3 separate regions of the Homo sapiens genome follow, and regions 2 and 3 are each linked to region 1. Evidence: chromatin contacts called from ENCODE Hi-C or POLR2A ChIA-PET data. All regions are on one chromosome and are shown on one strand. The core of a region is the stretch at or near the end of the contact, and the rest is flanking DNA. Distances in the headings are between cores, read along the strand shown.

Region 1 (3,012 bases), core at 294-2,793:
AGATGGGCCAAAGGGTCAAGAGCAGGCAATGCCTTACAGGGCTGACATAATTGCTGTCTGGGATTGGGGGATGGGGAGGAGCATTCTGGATGTTTCTATTCTTGGCAAGGAAAGCACCTCCGGGTCCTGCACCATCAAAAAACACTCACACACCAATGTTCTCAGGGAATGAATGATAGGCCCGTGCTAAGCGGTCTCATCTTGAGTTGTGATGATGGGGAAAAAGGTGTGGAGGGCTGGAGGCGGGGTGGTGGTCAAGGGTAGATGTGTTTAACTAAGGGGGATGGGAGGAGAGTGAATGGATAAAGGGGGGGGCCTGGGGAAGGTGTGGACGGTTAAGAGGGAGGGGAGGAAGGTGTGGACGACTAAGGGAGGACAGGAGACGGAGGGTGTGGACGGCTAAGGAGGCTTGGGGAAAGGTGTGAACGACTGGGGGGTTGGGGATGGCCAGCAGCACCCCCGTGCAACAGCAGCGAAGGCAGGCCGTGGGGGTGGCCGCTCCTAGACCCTCACAACCCCCCTCTGTGGGCGTGTGCCCGGCTGCGCATTCGCACCGGCCAGGCCATCGGGCCGCAGAGCCAGCACTCACCCCACGACTCCCTGGTTGTAGTTCCTCCGTTTCCACGGGGTCCCGCTGTACACGACCCCGCCGCCGTCTGCTCGGCCGCCCCCCGCGGCCCGCCCTCCGCTGGGCTGCAGCAGGCTGTAGTTGAGTCCATACGTGCTGGCCTTGTTGTCGCGCTTCCTCTTGTTGCTGCTGCCCGAGGCCGAATCGGCTGGATCGGCGGCGGGGACGGCGGCCGAAGGGTGCGGGGACGAGGACGCCGAGGGAGGCGAGGACGCCGAGGAGCCCGCCCGGCGGGCCCAGGCCCCGGGCTGGTGGTGGTTGTTGTTGTTGTTGGTCGTCTCTAGGGGCAGGAAGTCCCGCTGCTCCGCGGGCAGCGCGTGGCTGCCCAGCAGGCGCTCCCCGGAGCGATACATGCCGGCCGGGGCCGGGGCCGGGGCCGAGGCCGCGCCGCCGGGGCTGCCGGTGCTGCTGCCGCTCCCGCCGGTGGCCGTGCTGCTGCTGCTGCTGCTGCCGCCGCCGCCGCTCGCGCCGCCGCTGCTGTGACAGTGGTGGTTGAAGTAGAGGTTCCTCAGCCCCTGGGTCGTCTCCCAGATCTGCATCCACAGACTGTTGGACGGTCCGAGCTGCTCTGGCTGAAACCAGGCGATCCTCGGATCCATCAAACGGCGGCGGCCGCTGCCCCCGCCCCTCCCGGCCGCCCGCAGGGCCGCCGCCGCCGCCGCCTCAGGCGCACGCCCGGCCTCGGCTGCTGCTGCTGCTGCCGCTGCTGCCGCTGCTGCTGCTGCTGCTGCTCGGGGCCCGCCGCGGGCGGCGCGGTCGCGCAGGGAGCCCGGCCGGCGCCGGCGGCGTCGCTCCCGCCCTCGGGGGCTCCGCGGGCCCTCCCCCCCTCCCTCCGCCCCTCCGCCCCTCCGCCGAGCCCCTGTCACTGGGGTCCCCGTGCAAATGGCGGCGGCGGCGGCGGCGGCTCCACAGAAGAGCGAGCGGCGGCGGCGGCAGCGGCGGCAGCGAGACGCGCCTGCTCCGTAGCGTCCTCGCTCCTCCGGCCCCGGGGCGGGGCCTCTGCCGGCTCCGCCCCTCTCGCTCCGCCCCCCCCCCCCACCGCCCCGCCCTCACGCGCTCGCCCCGCCCCCGCTGCGCCGCGCAGCAGCCCGGGAGGCCTCGCCGTGCGTCACAGAGGCCGCGGCGCGACGGGGCCGCAACCGCCTGGCCCAACCGTACTTGCGCCATCTGTGGAGTGCTCCCACGTACCTGGGCGTCCGGGAGCTTCTGAGGCGCGCGCGGCTTCTCCGCCTCGGCTTCCCCGGTGCTGAGCGTGGACGAGGCCGCATGGAGGTTGCCGCCCGCCCCGCAGGGAGCGCGTTGTGGGAGGTGCCACTCCGCCCCTCGCTCCTCGCCCCTCCCATCCCTGTGGCCGCCGGATCCCGGGCCCTCGCAACCCTTCCTGACGTCTTGGCTTCTGCCTGCTTTCTAAAACACTTTCTTTTTAAAAAAAAAAAAAAAAAAAAAAACAGCCTATAACACTTTTTCTGGTGGCGTGGGGACACGCCCCCTGCCCGAGCGTGTGCCCCGGGGTCCTGACGCGGGCTGCGCGAGACCCTGCACGGCTACGTGTGCCCCGCCCTGCTGCGCCCTGGCCGGGGTGGGGGACCCCTCACCCCGGCCTGAGGCCACAGAAACCTGTACCCCATGCATAGCCCTGGGGGAGACCACTAAGACTGAGAGTGTGAGCCAAGGGCGGAAAGCCGCAGCCGCACACTCAACCCACTTTACAGGGACACGCAAACACGTGTAGATGCACAGAGAAGCAGACACACTCCTGCGCGGCGTAGCAAAGACGCTCTCCTGCCCTAAGGTGCACCAACAGCCTTAGAAAGCTCTTCTGAGTTCAGCATTAAATTTTAAGAAAACCCAAAACCTTTTAATCCTAAAATGAAGATTTAGCATCAGCAAAGATTGTCCACTAGGTCGTTATTTGCATGTCTTTCAAATCTCAGTGGTTAAAAAGCCAAGGAAAGGGGAATGTTAAGTATTTTAAATCAAGAGACTAAAAGAAAGTAAGTGAACAGCTTCTATGTGGGCCCTTTAAGGTTGGTCCAACGTCCAGAACAAGTCCCTGATGCCTGATATTGGCCTTCCATTTTGGGAGCTCAATATCCTGGAAAGTTTTTATGACAAATAGTGGAAAACTATCAAAGAACTAAGTGTCGCTCTACCTTTTTCTTTCTTTCGAGACTAACTCTTGCTCTGTCATCTGGAGTTCAGTGACTCATTCACAGCTCACTGCAGGCTCGGCCTCTTGGGTTCAAGCGATCCTCTTGCCCCAGCCTCCGAGTAGCTAGGACTATAGGCACGCGTCAACATGGCATAGAGACGAAGTTGCTCTGCGCTGCCCAGGCTGGTCTGGAACTCCTGGACTTAAGCGATCCTCCTACCTCAGACTCCAA
Region 2 (2,920 bases), core at 20-2,519, 560 kb before region 1:
CGGAAGACCTGTATTCTGATATCTGTCCTGCCATAGTGGCCGGGTGGCTTTGGATAAATCCCTTCACCACTCAGCCTCAGGTGACTTTTTCTAAAGGGGAACAAAGGGCTTAAGGGCTCAGGAGCCCAGTCTCTGAAGCCAGACACACCTGAGTTTGAAAACCTGGGTCCACCATACACTTGGGCAAGCCATTTAGCCTTTCTGGGCCTCAGTTCTCTCATCTGTAAAAATGGGGACAATATACACCTGGAAGGATTTTTTCAGGAGGCAGCGAGATAAAATACAGTTTAAAAGAATATCTGACATGGCAAACTCTCAAAAAATGGTGCTTATTATCATTATTATTCATGGATATAGTAGGCACAACAATAGACCCTCAAAGATGTCCATGTCCGGATTCTCAGAACCTGTGAATATGTTACCTTACGTGGCAAAAGGAACTCTGAGATGTGATAAAGTTAAACTTCGAGATGGGGAGATGATCCTGATTGATCTGGGTGGACCTAGCAAGGGAAGGCCTCGGGGTCACCGGGGTGCCCCAGCTGAGCACTCGAACAAGAGTCTGTGATCCTGCCTCCACTTCCCCATCCTCCCCATGCACCCCATGCAGGGAGAGTTTTCATGCACGGGGTGTGTTTGGAAGGCCAGTGCTCTTCCTTTCTCATCCTGAAAGTAATGCAAGCAAACCATTTCCTGTGTCAGAGTTTAGTTCCCCTTTCAGGAAATGGGGAAGTGCTGGTTTAGCGTCCCAGGCTGGTAGGAGCTTGGCATGGTCCCCCGCCATCACAGCCTCACTGCCCCCAACCAAACACTGGCCCACTATTTTCAACCCAAAAACTAGCAAGTAATTTTCATAGAGCTCTGAGCTCACTGATGACTATCTGCAGTCACACAAAGGGGACGCCCTGTGTTTATGTCACCTCTGTTCCCAGAGTTGATGATTATTGCTGAGCTTTCTGCCCTCTGAATATACCAGGATCCCTGAACTTAGACCATAAGATAGATATCTTCCTCTCCAGTACATATCAGATATATATCTTCCTCTTCCGACCTGATTTCTGATGCAGGTTTTCCAGTCATCACCAATGATACTAAAATTCTCCAGAAAAAAAAAATGTCATTTTATAGAGAAATAAACACACCAATTGTCACCTTTAGAAGTGTGGGGAATCTTGCACCCTGGCCTGGTCTTACAGTGACTAGCTGTGCTTGATGATGTCAACAGCAAACCTCAACCAAGGGCCAAACCAGGGCCTGCACTCCGTGCCGCGCACCCTGCTGTGGCGCACTGATGTTTAGATCCTGTTCTTCAATGAGACGGTGCACTCGCGAGTGCCAGGCACAGACTTCCAGCCACCCCGCCCACAGGCTTGCTTGCTGCCCAGAGGACACAGCCCAGGGTGATAGACCCATCTGCCAGCACCACACACAGCTCAGGGGGCTTCAGTGCCAATGAGCTTTCCCTACAGTGGTGTAGGAACAAGCCCTAAAGAGTGCCAGGCTTGCACTCTCTCTTTACAACTGACATTTCTTCTCCCAAGAAAAGAGAAAGTGTAGGTGGGGACAATTTACAATCAGACCCATCTTCCCCTCCCTCGTCACTTAACCTCCCTGCCCAGTTTCCACATCTATAAGGTGGAAAAAAACACCACCTACTTCTCAGGGTTGTTGCAAAGGGTAGACATTGTCCATAAAGCACCTGGCAGGATGCCTGGTATGTTCAAGTGGTGCGGTCCAAGCCCCTCCTGTTCCTGAGTTTGGGTGGTGACCCTGGGCACTGAGGGATACCAGAGTCTCTAGATCCACTTGGTTCTTGAGTTTCCCATTGTGAGCTGCTAAATTTCAGAGATCAAGAGATACCAGCCCTAACTCAAAACATGTGTCCATATCTTTTCGGTACAGATAATGAGAGTTTGGATGGTAAGTAACACCTTTAGTTAGCCCTCAATATATGGTAGCCCAATTGTCAGTATACTGTGTGGGAGATAATGAAAGCTAATAGCTAACATTACACGCTTTTGTCCTTTTAATGCTCCCAAAATCCCAATGAGACGGGGTGGTGCTAGCCTTAAAACAAGGAAATTGAGTCATAGGGAGGCTATACTGCCAGCATATGGGATGTTAACCGAGGTGTGTTCTGCTCTTAACCATGGATCTGCACTGACTGCCCTTCCCTTTCTGATTAACTGAGAACATACACCTACCTTCCAAAGGCAGGGCCAATGGGACTGGTAATTCCTGAACATGTTGTAGAAGGAAGGCAGCCAATCCATTCGCTTTCACCGTGGCAAGATCAAGCAGCCTTCTTGCCTACAGGAAAGGCAGAAGACATTATTCTTCCAGGAAGGCTGATGGAGCAATGTGGGAAGGCTTACTGATTACTGCAACTTCATAAGCATCTCTCTTCCATCCAGAATAAAAGGTCAAAAAAACAACCGAACAACCACATGAGTTTCAAGTAGTTAATACAGTGTTGGATGGTGAATTGAACGCATGCATCCAATCTGGCTCCTACTCAAAACTCACTAAAACAGTGAATAACTGAAAAATAAATGAAACAAAATGAAGACATAAACCTACAAAGATAGGGAAAATGATTCTGCAGGCTGTAAATCATTTGGAAGAGAAGTGATTTCATCAAGTCTCATGGATTGAATATTTGAATACAATCTCTCCTCAGACTCCCACATCTTCATCTCCAGCCTGAACTGTCTCCCTGAACCCTGGACTTGCACATCCAACTGCCTATTTTCCATCTCCACTTAAAAGTTTCATAAACACCTCCAACATATTCAAAACTAAACTCCTAACCTGCCCATGCACCTGCCAAACCGACAGCCTTCCTCATCTTGGCTAATATTAACCCCTTTCTTCCAGGTGCTCTGCCCCGAAGTCTTGGAGTCACCCTTGAAGCCTCTCG
Region 3 (3,166 bases), core at 486-2,985, 710 kb after region 1:
CCTCAATGACACAATCAATGAGTAAAGGGGGATACCTTTACTCATCACCTCAGACCTGAGCACGCCCTGGGCCCCATTTGGGCAGAGCTTTGCTCTTTGCTTTTCTTTTAAAGTAAAGGGCCCATCTGCTGCAGCTAGTGACCTGGCCAAAAAAGACACAGACTGCTGTGAAATGATTGAGGGCAGTGACTCCCCTCCCACCCCAGGAGCCAGAGCCGACAGAGCCAAGAGCAAGGCAGGAATTCAGGTCCCCAAAAGCAAGCCAGAAGCACCACCTCCAAGCGCCCTGCCACTTCCTTTGTTCTTTGTTAATTGCAAAATAAACACAACCCTGCCCACCGACTGTGGAGAAAGATTTCTGCCAACTGGGGGACCCGGCAGGTAGTGGGCAGGCATTTGCCCTCCATCAACCACATGTGATTTCCTGGAGGAGAAGGGGCAGTAGAGAAGGGGCAGAGTGGCAGGGCTGGGATGGACCTAGCTTAGGGCTTGTAGGTCAGGGAAGTGAGGGAAGTGGATGTCAAGATGGAAGACACAGGCACGCTTTGTTTGCATCTGAAATCAGTGAGAATAGCTTTCTCTTCCACAAAGAACTGGATCTCTTTCACCCAGGTGAAAGGTGCTATTTCTAGCTCTTATTTCTTAATGAAAATGGCCCTCTCAGTCTGTCCTGTTTTTCTCTACTTTTGGTGGTGACATTGGAGCAGAACGATGGCATTTCCGCTTTCTATAAGAAAGAGGGCCAGGCTTGTCTAAGAACCCCCACCCCTAACTCCTAGCCTGGCATCTTCCATTAAACTTGCAGAGATGAAACAGGTGACTGACATCTTGGGCTGGGGGGACAGACGTTTAGAATTAGCTCCTGGATGCATCCAGGAATTCAGATCTGTGCTAAAACTCTCTATAGCTCCAGAAGACTGGCTTTTACAGTGGCTGTGCCCTGGAGTCTCAGAGACTGTCCTGCAGATTCAGGAAGAGAGGTGTTGTACGGACTTGCAGATTTTCTGTCTCACCGTCCCATTTAGACACAGGAAGACAAGAGAAAGTTACCTCTAGGAGGTGAAAGGAGTAAGTTTTTTGGGGGGGTCAACTGAAGATCTGTGTGAGAACCTTTTCCACACTACAACAATAGACTAAAAAAAATTGACTCAGCTTACATAGAATGCAATTGTTTTGTACAATTATTTTGCTTAAAAAGTGAAAAGGGTTTTAGAATTGTGGTTTTGAACTTGTTAGTAATTTTGATTTTTCAGTTTTATTCTTGTATTTTACAGTCACAATTATTATTATTTTTTTCTTTTTAGATCTCAAGCATGTTTAATGGCCCCCGAAAAGAATCTATAGACCCCACACTGTTTATGGGGTAAATCAAGCCTCTGGGTCTGGGATGGAAGAACCAGAGTGTGGGGTTTCAGAGAAGGGTAGTGGGGAAGAAGCCACTTGCTCTGGAGCAAGTGATCATTGGGCCTTCCCTGGGATGGCCCCAGGGAGCACGCCTCTGGCCGACCTCCACCGGCCTGCCAACCCAGGCTGCGGGGGCGGCTGCGAGTCCCCCGAAGGTAAATGACGCGGCATCAGCGGGGTCCCTGTGTCAACTGCATGATGGCTTTCAGGCCTGGGGCTGGTGGCTTCCTGTCTCACCGCTGAGAGCGAGGCTATTTCAGGATCTCGCTGCTTCCGTCTGTTCCGGGGAGGGCAGGATGGAGGGCGGGCAGTGGAGAGGAGGCGGAGGCCCGGGTCTACATCTACCAGGTGTTTCAGAGGCAAACTTTCTTTTTCCTCCTGTTTCTGCTGCCCACTGCTGGTGGAATGGGTTTGTCAAGTTGGCATTACTTTCTTTGAAATGCTTTTTATTCACTGCTTTTGGAGTAAAAAACAAAACTCAGTCATATCCCTACTCAAGGCTTGGATAATTGCCCAATACAGCAACATCTTCTGTAGTAAAATTTACCTTCAAAAATCCTGTGAATCATTAGGACCTGATGGGTTCTGAGAATTTCACTTATTTTGTTTGTTTGTTTGTCTCTTGGGCATTTTAGCTGTGCCTTCCCTGTCCCTGGGGCGATGGGGATGAGGGAACAGTGACAGGGTCAATAAATGCGCCTCTGCCTGCCTATTTCTCTCTCCTTCTCTTTGTCTGCACTCACTTAGCTGAATTTGGGTAAGATGGTTGTTTGTGGGAGCCAACCCCATTGTACTTCTGCACAGTACGTTTACTGCTGTCAGAACACTCTCACACGCACACGCACCAAGCCATTGTTTGGGGAAACTTCCCTGGCAGGTCGAAGGAATGGAATTGCTGTCTCCATTTCCCATCTCAGGACGCTGAGGCTGGGAGAAGGGGACCGGCCTGTGCGGGTTGCAGGATGCGTGGCTGGGGTTTGAAGCAGCGTCCCCACCCCCGTGCGTGGGCTGTTGCCATTGCCCCACGTTTCTCACGTTTCCCCTTGGCCTTACTTGAGATTCCCTGTTCCCTGTGGAGGGGCCTAGGAAGGGCCCCTGATTGACTTTTGGCCCCAAACCGTGACTCTCTCTCAGAGGTGGCTCAGGGAACTTTAATGATTTAGGGCAGCGCTGCTTAGCCAGGGGCAATTTTGTTTCTCAGGGGACATTTGGCAGTGTCTAGAAACATTTTTGGTTTTCACAATTGGGGGTTGCTACTGGCATCTAGTGGGTAGAGGCTGTTAAACACCCTGTAGCCCAGAGGACAGGCCCCTCCTGCCCTGCAACAAACAATTATCCGGCCCAGAATGTCAACAGTGCCAAGGGTGAGAAGCTCTGGTTTAGGGGAGTGAACTCCAGGTGGTTAGGAACTATCGCCACATATTTCTTGCCTTCTTCTAAGCTCTCGGTCCATGATGTTCAGCAAGGAGTCACTGAGCACCTCCCACACGCATGGCACACTCCCATCTAGGCTGCCTGCCTGTGCCATCTCCTTACACTCTCAAAGGCATGGTAAAGTGGGTGAATCTCTCCATAGGACTCATGAGAACATGAGGGTTTAGAGGGTGTCACCGTTGGGTGTCCTGGGAGGTAGGCTCTGGGGTGGATATTTGTATGCAGAACCAGCCTCTGTAGGGAGAGAGGGACTCAGGATGGGGCAGAGAAGGAGATGGGCGGTGATGCAGTCATAGCAAAGGCCTCTGTTGATCCCCTGGGAGCCCTG

The links. A loop is a pair of places that touch in the nucleus more often than their neighbours do. ChIA-PET counts read pairs that join two places held with the same protein, here RNA polymerase II (POLR2A). Pooled maps may share reads with other maps.
Region 2: a loop to region 1 is called in a pooled map, with 2.7 times the contacts of the local background. The contact joins the enhancer-like site here to the promoter of TENT4B in region 1. A Hi-C loop is called at or near these places in 5 of 50 pooled maps. POLR2A ChIA-PET finds 5 or more read pairs at or near these places in 2 of 52 experiments (T-cell and activated CD4-positive, alpha-beta T cell).
Region 3: a loop to region 1 is called in a pooled map, with 10 times the contacts of the local background. The contact joins the enhancer-like site here to the promoter of TENT4B in region 1. A Hi-C loop is called at or near these places in 5 of 50 pooled maps.

What each region holds. Positions count from the first base shown.
Region 1 is chr16:50,151,837-50,154,848 of GRCh38, reverse strand. TENT4B (terminal nucleotidyltransferase 4B) reads right to left here and starts at 1,543. Exons shown (of 12, transcript NM_001365324.3): 1 at 590-1,543. The coding sequence starts at 1,227. RefSeq lists silencers at 704-873, 994-1,043, 1,224-1,323, 1,554-1,713, 1,824-1,993 and 1 more and an enhancer at 1,530-2,487.
Region 2 is chr16:50,707,245-50,710,164 of GRCh38, reverse strand. It overlaps NOD2 (nucleotide binding oligomerization domain containing 2), which reads right to left. Exons shown (of 12, transcript NM_001370466.1): 3 at 2,205-2,310. Among named protein-coding and RNA genes, the nearest start is that of NOD2, 15 kb to the right of the region's middle. RefSeq lists silencers at 1-140, 549-758. Within about 2 kb of position 1,269, at least 7 of the 41 ENCODE cell types and tissues checked have a DNase peak (open chromatin) inside an H3K27ac peak, as active enhancers do.
Region 3 is chr16:49,440,085-49,443,250 of GRCh38, reverse strand. The region is part of intron 2 of LOC105371244 (a long non-coding RNA gene); the gene reads left to right. Among named protein-coding and RNA genes, the nearest start is that of LINC02179, 24 kb to the left of the region's middle. RefSeq lists enhancers at 1,495-1,774, 1,030-1,977. Within about 2 kb of position 1,735, at least 8 of the 41 ENCODE cell types and tissues checked have a DNase peak (open chromatin) inside an H3K27ac peak, as active enhancers do.